2 separate regions of the Homo sapiens genome follow, and region 2 is linked to region 1. Evidence: read pairs that join two places in POLR2A ChIA-PET (ENCODE). Cell type or tissue: OCI-LY7. All regions are shown on one strand. Links, peaks and the distances in the headings refer to the core of each region. The heading gives the core; the rest is flanking DNA.

Region 1 (5,578 bases), core at 564-4,563:
CCTTCCCCCGGCTCTGTCCTGCCCGCCGGCCCGCGGCTCCTGGGCCTCCCAGGCTCGTCCCCCGGCTTCTCCGCGCTGCTCGGAGAGGGCGGCTGGGCGGCGGCGGGGCTCACGGCCCGCGATGTCTTGGGGGTGGAGGGCCGAGAGAAGAGCGGGGGCTCGCCGGGCTCTCGAGGGGATGGGGCACGCTGCAGCGTGGCGCGCAGGGACTCGTGCGAGCGCACCAGCTCCTCCCGCGACGTGGAGCGGCGGATGCGGCCCAGCTCCTGGGCGAAGCGCAGCTCGAGGTCTGAGGCCGGGCTGCGCTGACGCGTGCGCTCGTCCAGCGAGGCCGCTTTCTGCTGGAACAGGCGGCGCCGCTCGGCCACGCTGCCTGGCGCCCGCAGTTCTTCCTGCGAGGCCCCGGGGGTGCCCCACGGTGCGCCGCGCTCCGACTTGGGCTGCTCCAGAGAGCGGGCCTTGCGCAGGGGCACCCAGGGCCGCAGGGGCGCCGGCGGCGAGTCGCTGCGCTCCAGGCTGCGCCGTCGCTCCTCGAAGAACTGCAGCTTGTCCAGGATGCGGGAGCCGGCGCGCACCAGCCTAGGCGATCGGCCCAACGCCGACAGGCGGCCTGAGGCCTCGCTCAGTGGCGTCTGGGGTCGGGATTCCGCGGTGCCCGCCAGGGAGGGCCCGGACGACTTGGACTTCTTCCCTCGCTTCTCTTCGGTGGTGGTGTCCTCGGGCAGCACAGGCTCCTGAGTGCGACGGTGGGGCGACGTGGGGGTGGCCGCGGGCTGGGCCGGGGGTCCCGGCGGGGACCGCTTCCCGACCCGAGGGGACGGTGGGGGGAGCAGCGCGGATTTGGAAGGAGGCGGCTGGGCAGGGCGGCGTGGGGCTTCGCTGGCCAGTTGAGGCTGAAGGTCGGGCTCCTCCCTGCGCAACCCGCTCTGAGGGACGCTGCTGCAGAACCAAGATGGAGAAGGGTAGAGGATTCAGGGGGCCTCCTCTCCTAGACCCTTAGCTTGTGACAGGAATTGGGTGGTGGGCATGCTGGGCAGGCTTGGGGGTGACATGGGCCAGATCCTCCTGCCCCCCACCCCCACCCCCACGAGGAGCGCACAGCCAGAGCAGGTGCTGGGGAGAGGCCGGCGGCTCTGGAACCACAAGATTGGGCTAATGGCTGGGTCTTGGTACAGACTCAGCCCCAGGACTCGGGCCAGCCTCCTCCCCCCAGCCCTGGAAGCCGAGAAACAGCGGAAACAGAACTGAGCATGAGGGAGAGAAAAGAATGAGGCTTAGGACCCAAAGGATGAAGTGGGGAGGGAAGACAAGAGGGTGGGGTGGGGAGGGGCGTTCTCAGGAATGCAGCCACCCACTCATTCCAGCCCCCAGCTGGCCCCCACACCCCTGCCCATCATCAGCAGGGCACACCCCTTCCTAGTGGTCCCTGGAAGCCAAGCAACAGCCTCCTGGACCAGGCACAAGCCTTTTGGGGGGCAGTGCCCCATCCCTAGGATTCCCTAGCTGCTGTGTAGACCTGAGCCTATACCTGCCGCCACCCCGAGCACTGATGGGACACAGCAGGTGGCAACGGGATGCCCAGGCTCCTACTCTCCTTGCTCAGTCTGCCCCCCGATAGGCCTTTGACTTGTGCTTCCCCTGGCAAAGCTACCTTGAGTCCTTAGAAATCCCCCCTGAGAAGTACAGAAGGCCCCCCCCCACAGGGATATGCTCTGAAATAACTCAGCTCAGAAATAGCTACTAAGTGGGCCTGAATAGGGAGTGTGGGAGAAAAGGAGGAGGGAAGGAGCCGGTCACCCCAGAGTATCCCTTTCACTTAACAGAGCTTTGGTGCCCAAGAGCTGGGTCTCAGTTTTCCCCATCTGGACCCTTGCGGGGAGGAGGGGGTGGGTGAGGGGGCACATCACACATAAAGATAAGCAAAAAAAAAAAAAAAAGGAATTAAATGTATTATCATACCTGACACATCAGAGAGAGCTTAATAAAAATCTGTAAAATGGCTCATTGAATATTTCCTGAGTGCCAGGCTTGTACCAAGTGCTTAAAATGCATTGAGTCATTTAATACTCACAACAGCCCTGTGAGGTAAGAACTGTGATCACCCCCATTTACAGATGAAGAAACTGAGGCATAAAAAAGATTAAATGCCTTACCAAGGTGACACAGCTGGGAAATGATTGGTGCTAGGATTGAAACCCAGGCAGTCAGAATCCTGAGCCCTTATTTCCTCCAAAGTGTCTGGGTTTCCAGGGGCACAGAAGGGAGGACAAGTAGTAGGGTGCCAGCCATGAGCAGTTCTAGGGGTCCCGAGTTAAGGATGTTTTAGCCTACCTGAGTCAGCCACCCACATGACAGACCCACCTCTGACTGGGGCTAAAAGGGGTGGTGGCAATGCAGAGTGGCCTGAGAGACAGAAACCCCAGCCAGCCACCTGCAGGGAGGAAGTGTCTTCTCTGGGGGAAGGGCCGCAGAGTCCCCAGGGAAGAGCCTCTGGGAAGTGGGTGAGGCCTGGAGAGAAATTGAGGACAGCAGAGGAGGCCTCTTGCCGGCAGCTCTGAGCTCCAGGCCAGTCTCTGTACCATAGACATCACTAAGGAAATGGGTTCCTCCGAAGTTGCCATAGCAACTCCAGGCTCTGGCTGGGGCCTGGTAAAGAAAGGCAGGAAGGGAAAGGCAAGTCCAGGGCACAGGAACACCGGGTAAGGCCAAGAAGATAAGCCAAGGGAGCCTCCCCCTGGCCGTGGCCCAGCCCTGGCCCTCTCCCCTGCCCACCGCTAGCCCTGCTCTAACCACCCTCAAAGCAGCCTCCCCCACCAGGCCCCTTCTTTCTCCTGCACGGTGGTAGCTGCCCCCACACCCATACCCATCACAAACCAGGCCCCCCTCAGCTCCCCAAATGCCCTAGTCCCTCTATTCTCAGCCACTCCCCTCTTCCACTATAGCACTCCCTCCTGTATCTGCGAGCCCCAAATCTCCAAAAATGGCTCCAGTGCCTCCAACACCTCCGCTCCTCACACCCCCTCCTGGGACAACCTTGAATCCCACCCTCAGGGACTTAGGGGTTTCCCATGAGAGAAATCATTGCAAGCCCCCTGCCACCATCACTCCCGCCCTCTCCCTCTGGCCTGGCCCCATTTCCAGCCCCTCCCTTTCCCAGCCCCCTGCCACCCCCAGCCCATGGCCTCCTGCTTTCACAGGCCCCTTGCCCCATCTGCCCCTGGCCACCTCACTCTCTTCTCTCTCCTGCTTGCTGGCTTGTTCCCCTGCTCTCTCCTGCTCTCCCGGGAGCTGCCGTGTGGAAAGGTTCTGTTCCTCCCAGAAAAAGGCCCACATGGGAACAGGAATGTGCAGAGAGATGAAAAGGCAGCAGCTGCTGAGACAGCAGGCACCAAGGGGGCCCCCGGGTCGGGGGAGGGATCCTGGGGACAACTGGAGCCCAAATGGGTGAGGCAAAAGAGGGCCCCTGAGAAACTGGAGATCTTGGAGGAGACAAGGAAGGGACAGCAGGGTCCAGGAGACCATGGAGATGGCATGGTGAGCCAGGACAGGTGGGAGCAGGGGGATGTGGGCGGTGATGGCTCAGGAGGAGGAGGGAGCAGTGTGGGAAGATGGAGTGGCAGCAGGGGGTGAAGAAATGCACAGAGAGATGGATGGGGCAGGGTGATGGGTGGAGGCTGACTGAGCAGTGAGGGCAGCGCAGGACAGCGTGGTGAGATGGGGCAGTTCAGGCCCAGGTAAGGCCGTTACTTACACGTGGATAGAGAGCGCCCGTCCTCTGTACAGGCTGAATGCGCTGCCGTACAGGTCACTGGCCACGGAAAGGCTATCCTCTGACCCCCAGCTTGCGCCCACCAGATTAGCTCGAGATGCCCGCACCAGCGGCTCCACCCCCAGGTGCCGTGGCCCGGCCCCGGTTGCCTGTGCTTGCCTTGGGCTGCCCGGGAGGCGGCGGGTGCCACCCCCACTGCCCGCTTCCTGCTCCAGGACCGTCTGCCCGCTGCCCCACCAGCTCACTTGCTCCTCTGAGGTGCCTGTCACGGAGGTCGGGGGTGTGTCCAGGGAGGTGCCCACCAGGGTGTCAGAACCCCCTAGAGAAAGGAGCACCGTGAGACTGAGGCACCCCTTATGGAAAACCCGCCTGCCTGCTCTTTGTACACCCCAGGAGCTCACCCGTGGGGGTGCTGAAGGCCCCGTCATCCCGAAGCTCCAGGCGCTGGGTTCCCTGCACATCGCTGATGTCATCCTCAGCCGTCTCTGAGTCTGGAGAAGAAGGGGTCTGTGTGGGCAGGGCCCTCCTCCCTCTGCCTCCAACTCTTCCCTATTGCCTTCTGCCTCCCTGCCAACAGCAGGCTCCATCTTATCACTGGCAGGGCTGCCAGCACCTCCTCTCTTTTGCTCCCCACATCCCCTGCCCAGCCTGGGCTGCTCAGGATAACCCCTCCCATGCCAGTGCCCTGGCTCCATCTCTGGGCCCCTGGTTACTCACGTTTACCTCCGTAGGGCCCTCCAAACTGCCACCCCCTCCCCGCCTGCCAATATCTTAATGGATTATCAGAGCCTCCTCCCTTCTCCCTCCTCCCCTTGTCAGTGAAAGCTTAAGCCCCTGTGCAGCCCCAAAATCATCAGGTCCTAGGTTCCAAGGCTCTAAAGTCTGGGTTCCAGTACCCCAGGAACAAAGAGGAGTCACCTCAGAGTCGTACTGCCAGGGCACTCGACCAACCGCGGGGCCAGCCTGTCCTCTACCCCAAACCAGCTGCAAGGCATCGGGTGCAGCTGAGGCAGGGTGAGGAGAGGCCGGGGCCGGGTGGGAAAGGGGGGGATGCGGGGGGCTAGAGCAGGAGCCAGTTTCCTACCGTAACTTTGCTTTCTGCAGGAGCGGAAAACTTCGCTTCCATAGGAGCAGCAGGAGAGAGACAGGGACAGACTGTTATCAGAGCGTTTGTGGGGCAGGGCATGGAGGGCAGTCAAGACAGAAGGGGCGTGAGGCACCCAGTCCCCAGAGGTGTCCTGTGGCAATGGGTGGGGAGGGAGATACCTGGGATGTGCCCAGCACTGGGGACCCCCATACTTGGGCTTGTTATTCCAGCTGCCCCAGTGGTTCTGGTATCCTTGGCACTTACTGGTGCTGCCACTGGCCACACACACACATGCACACACACACACACACACCTGCTTGTGTCCAGTCCAGCCGCAGACCTGGGCCTCCCATTAGGAGTCAGGCCCACCCTCTATTACAATATTTGCATTGTGCTTTGACCCCTCTTTGCAAACCAACCCCTTATCTGTCTGCATCATGATGTGACAGGCACCTTCCTCAAGGTCCCTCCCTTCTACTGTTGAATCGTCCTCAAAAATGCCCAGTGGTTAGGTTAGGAGAAAAGGTTCCTGGGAGTATTTTCAACTTTCCCAGATTCTAGCAGGTTCTGTGCCTCAGTTTCCCTCTGGCTGCCATGACAAGCAGGAGCCACGTACTGGTTGCCAAAGCATGGCAATGAACTCCTTCCCATTAGGCCTCACATGGAGAACAGGGCACCCAGTCCATGCAGGGGTGTGCTAGTGAGCCGCCCTCCCTTCTGCT
Region 2 (5,578 bases), core at 834-4,833, 1.4 Mb after region 1:
ATTTGGAATGGTGTGGAAACTCAGGGCCAAGAAATTTAGCAACAACAAAAAATGCTGTGAACCATATGACCCAGTAGTGCCCCAGCCAGTACAGCCATGAAACTTCCCCCATGTAGATTTCTTTGTAATCAAGGGCAAATGCAAGATTACATGAAAATATGCTCTTCGAAAGATAAATTCATGATTAAATATTACAAAGAACTAACAACCACCAGAATCAACAATCAGCCAACTTAACCCATGGGAGATTTAACAACTGAGGACTAGAGATAACAGAGCAATCTGAATGTGATTTTTAAAATAAGCATGTTTTAAAAATCCAGAGGCGTTTTATATTAAGAATGGAGAATTTAATGAACATGTTTACCTCTGTTTCCTCTCAAAAATCCACTAAAAATGACACTAAAGGGATTTTTTTTAAAAGGCATAATCCTACAAGGTACAAGGATTAAGAGAAAGTGAAGAAAAGATAACCGATTAAAAAAATAGAAATCAGAAGTAGATGGATAAGTGGTAACTGAGTTTATTAGACCAAAAATAAAGAGAGACAATAAAGGGAATCAAATAAATCTTTACAAAAACCATAATATCTTCAGAAACATAAGAAACACTATAAAAACCCTGGAAAACAACCTAGGAAATACCATTCTGGGTATAGGAATGAGCAAAGATTTCATGATGAAAACACAAAAAGCAACGGCAACAAAAGCAAAAATTGACAAATGGGATCTAATTAAACTAAAGAGTTTCTGCACAGCAAATGAAACTATCAACAGGGTGAACAGACAACCTGCAGGATGGGAGAAGATTTTTGCAAACTATGCATCTGACGAAGGTCTAATATCCAGCATCTATAAAAAACTTAAACAAATTTACAAGAAAAAGCAACCCCACTAAAAAGTGGGCAAAGGACATGAACACTTTTCAAAAGGAGACATACATGTGGTCAGCAATCGTGTAAAAAAAGCTCAATATCACTGATCATTAGAGAAATTCAAATCAAAACCACAGTGAAATACCACTTTAGACCAAAAAAGACAAAAAATAAAAGATGCTGGCAAGGTTGCAGAGAAAAAGGAACGCTTATACGCTGTTACTGGGAGTGTAAATTAGTTCAACCAGTGTGGAAGACAGTGTGGCAATCCCTTGAAGACCTGAAAGCAGAAATAAATATAAATGCTCATACTATAGAAAAACAGAACTTATAAGTTCAACCCATCAGAAGTAGCCAGAAGACTTAAAATTTATAACTGGGAACTTTCCAATAGGATAGACTTATAGATTAAAATTAAATATGAAAATATACATATAAATTAAGTATCTAGATCATTTCCGTATGAGATAAACTACTAAAATTATTAATCACTAAATAAACGTAAGTTTAAGCTTATGTACTTTAGGCTCGTTATTAAAGAGGAACTAGAGATAATTGGGTGCACTGGTAAGCATATCCTGTGCTATGGGGAAATAGGATTTAGGCCAATGAAACCACGTACATCCTAATTTTCGCTAGATATTAAGGCTACTAAGGGTAAAGAATTTTAATTAATACATGTAATTAAAACTACTAAAAACAAAGGATGAATGAAAACAACTGTACACAAATATGTATGTGAAAAATGTATTTTAAAAGTGAGATGTATTTTTAATAAGGAAAAGTATAAAATGTACGTGTTTTCCTTAAGAGAAAAAGAGAGTAATTTTGTCTTAAAGCAAGATGACTTATTGATCCGGAATAAAAAAGGAGAAAAAGACTAAGACAAAAAAAAATGAATAGATACAGAAAGTTGCAGAAGGTCTATGAAAGAAGAACTTTATTTGTGGTCATAGTACAAACATTAGATAGATTTTACTTGTAAGTTAAAAAAACTCGGTGATGTACTGGTGCAAAGTTAGAATTAGGTTTTCTCTCTGTTAAAAGGACACATTTTCTTGGAGTATTGGTCTCCCTGTGAATGTGAAAGGTTTTTTTTCCTTATCTGTTAAATAATTGGCCTAGAAACACAGATTTTGTGTTTAATCAAGGTAACTTTTTGTACTTCATGTTGTCTTTTTAAAAGCCTTTTATTATTGAAGAAAAGTGTAATCTTTTCAATACTAAAAGAGCTAAACTTTTTTTTTTTTTTTTTTTAACCACAATGAAACTTTTTGTGTTTGCCTTTGAAATCATTGTCACTTTGGTATTGTTTCACAGTGACCTGTGTACCTATTTAATCAAGTGTTTTAAACCTTTTGACATTTTTGACAGCTCCCCAAAATCACATTCTAAATCAAGTCTTTTGGACCTCAAATTAACATTGAGAGTTTCCAGAAGGGTCCCTGAAATATGTCAAAAGAATTAATTTTATCTCCTTGTAACAAGAGGGAAGTTAAACTAATTAGACTTATTTGATGTGTTAAATTGCATGAGAGGCACTGCCAAATAATAAGTGATGCTGAACTTTCTCTAAGTTATATTTGTCATTGATGAGTGTTCTAGAAATTGTATAAAATTCCTAGACGTCTCATATTTCCTGGTATAATGTTATCAGTTATAAAACTAATGATTGTCTTATAATGCTGTATTTTTAAGACTAACCAAATTTTCTTCCTGAAAGATTTTGAAAGCAGCTATGACACAGCATTGCAAGATATTCATAGAAAATGATTGCTTCAGCAACATGGATGGAACTGGAGAACGTTACATTAAGTGAAATAAGACAGGAACCGAAAGTTAAGCACTGCACTGTCTCACGCGTATGTGGAAGCTAAAAAAAGTTGAACTCATAGAAGTGAAAAGTAGAAGAGAGGTTACTAGAGGCTGGGAAGGGCAGGTGGCAGGGGGAGTAGTGAGAGACTACACTCTCCCTATACAATTACAGGATACACAATTAGACAGGAGGAATAAATTCTAGTGTCTCTAGCACTGTCCAATGACTATAGTTAACAATAGTATATATTTACAAATAGCTAGAAGAGAGGATATTGAATATTCCCAACACAAGCAAATGACAAATACTTGAGATGATGGATGTGCTAATTACCCTGATCTGATCACTATACATTATATACATCAAAACATCACTATGGGCTGGGCTCGGTGGCTCACGCCTGTAATCCCAGCACTTTGGGAGGCCGAGGCGGGCGGATCACGAGGTCAGGAGATCTAGAACATCTGGCTAACACGATGAAACCCTGTCTCTACTAAAAATACAAAAAAAATTAGCCGGGCGCCATGGCGGGAGCCTGTAGTCCCAGCTACTCGGGAGGCTGAGGCAGGAGAATGGCGCGAACCCCGGAGGCGGAGCTTGCAGTGAGCCGAGATTGCGCCACTGCACTCCAGCCTGGGCAACAGAGCGAGACTCCGCCTCAAAAAAAAAAAAAATCACTATGTACCCCATAAATATGTATCATTATTATGTACATATTTGCCAATTTTTAAAAAAGAAGGAGAAAAAAGACTGGTAAGTACAGGTGTCTGATAACTAAGATTATGCTATTGGACTGGGTAAGAAGTTCCAAAACTCTAAGAGAAAACTGATAGTTTCATGAAACTATTAACAAAATATCAAACAAAACAAAAGAGTTAATTAGATGAGGCTAAATTAACTGATGAGAATGATTATTCATTTTATTACTTTTTGTTAAAACGTTGGTTTTTTTAATGTATTGTTTTCTAGATTTAGGGAAATTTTTTTTCTTTTTTATGAGCTGTCAATAACTTACATTAATTTGATAAAATGTACTTTGTAAATAGAAAGGGAACATTTATCTTTTTCTTCCTACCTGATGGTTCCAGGATTTGGAAACTCTTCTTAAATATTCTTATATGCAATATGGGTATTTGCACTGGTTCAATAAAAATATACTCTGCTTGTAATAGGACATAAATGGGCAAGTTCTTTGCTTGACTTCTTGTCTAGAGAAGTTTTAAAAAGTCTAATCTGAGATTTCTCATGCAGTCAAATATCATATGAAAAAAGCTCAACATCAATGATCATTAGAGAAATGCAAACCAAAACCACAAAAAATAAGATACCACTTGGCACCAGTCAGAATGGCTACTATTAAAAAGTCAAAAAACAACAGATGCTGGCCAGGTTGGGGAGAAAAAGGAACACTTATACACTGTTAGTGGGAGTGTAAATTAGTTCAACCAATGTGGAAGACAGACAGTGTGGTAATTCCTCAAAGACCGAAAAACACAAATACAATTCTACCCAGCAATTCCATTACTGGGTATACACACAAAGGAATAGAAATCCTTCCATTATAAAGACACAGCTACACATATGTTCATTGCAGCACTATTCACAATAGCAAAGACATAGAATCAACCTAAATTCCCATCAATGGTAGACTGGATGAAGAAAATGTGGTACATATACACCATGGAATACTATGCAGCCATAAAAAAGAATGAGATCATGTCCTCTGCAGGAAAATGGATATCTGGAGGCTATTATCCTTAGCAAACTAATGCAGGAACAGAAACCTAAATATTGGTGTTCTCACTTATAAGTGGGAGCTAAAAGATGAGAACACATGGACACACAGAGAGGAACAACACACACTGGGGGGTTTATCAGAGGATGGAGGGTGGGAGGAGAAAGAAAAAGGATCAGGAAAAATAACTAATGGGTACTAGGCTTAATATCTGGGTGACAAAATAATCTGTACAACAAACCCCCATGACACAAGTTTACCTATATAACAAACCTGCACATGTACCCTGAACTTAAAATAAAAGTTAACATAAAAAAAATGTGATCTGAGATTTCTCATTACAGCTAACTAAGATTGACTGATACAAAGACAATAAAGCACCTTGGATAGTATCATATTTTATAGCATATATAGATTTATTATTCTTGCATTTACATACATATTCAGGTCAAGTTTCATGAAACTGATGGCAGCAGTGGCTCATCTGGCCACTGCCAAAACACTGGCTGCAGTGAGGAGGTGCAGCCTGGGCCTTCTGCTCCATGGAGCAGGCAGGAGCCCCACCCCTGGGTGCCACAGCAGCTGCCCAAGCCTAGCTGTAGATCCTGGCATCTCTGTGCTTTGGAGGCCCCAGAAGGCCTCCCTGACCCTTGCAGGCTCAGAAGGGCCTGCTCCTGCTGCCTGGTCTCTCCCCACTCCCGGTGCCCACTCCGATCATGGAGTAAGGTTGCATGTGAACCTGGGCACTGTCATAGCCCTGCTGGGTGGGTGCACACTCAGAGCAGTACTGGGACACCAGCCCCCTGCCTCCTCAGCCCCCTTCTGGACTTTGGGCACTGACAAGCATGGGAGGGAAGCCGAGATGGGGCTGAGGGCAGATCAGCACTGGCCTGCAGGTGCCCCTTCGTCTGAGCAGCCTGGATGCCATGATTGGTGGCAGGAGGCAGACAGGCTCCTGGGAGGAAGGTGGTGGGTCCCTGGCGAAGCCCCACCTTCAAAGTCTGGGGGCTGGGCTGCCAGTCCTGTGGACCAGAGGTGGAGCTTGTGGTGCTTTTTCTTGTGCCCACCTGTGGCTGCTGATGGACCAATCAGCATGCACTTCCCCCATCTGAAGACAATGCATACCCCAGACTCAGCCAGAGAAGAGCAGATG

The links. Peaks named below come from ENCODE experiments on the same cell type or tissue, not always from the same donor. Only the 100,000 strongest peaks of a DNase experiment are listed, where the experiment ranks them.
Region 2: POLR2A ChIA-PET joins it to region 1 with 8 read pairs; 1 of 35 experiments calls an interaction of 5 or more read pairs at or near these places.

The regions. Positions count from the first base shown.
Region 1 is chr2:219,443,335-219,448,912 of GRCh38, reverse strand. SPEG (striated muscle enriched protein kinase) reads right to left here. Exons shown (of 41, transcript NM_005876.5): 2 at 4,171-4,260; 3 at 3,752-4,088; 4 at 1-939. Among named protein-coding and RNA genes, the nearest start is that of SPEG, 11 kb to the right of the region's middle. In OCI-LY7, for the core only: no CTCF peak of the experiment used is centred there; a DNase peak (open chromatin) is centred at 2,432.
Region 2 is chr2:218,043,595-218,049,172 of GRCh38, reverse strand. It overlaps a transcript of RUFY4 not described here. Among named protein-coding and RNA genes, the nearest start is that of RUFY4, 23 kb to the left of the region's middle. RefSeq lists an enhancer at 3,174-3,675. In OCI-LY7, for the core only: no CTCF peak of the experiment used is centred there; a DNase peak (open chromatin) is centred at 2,722.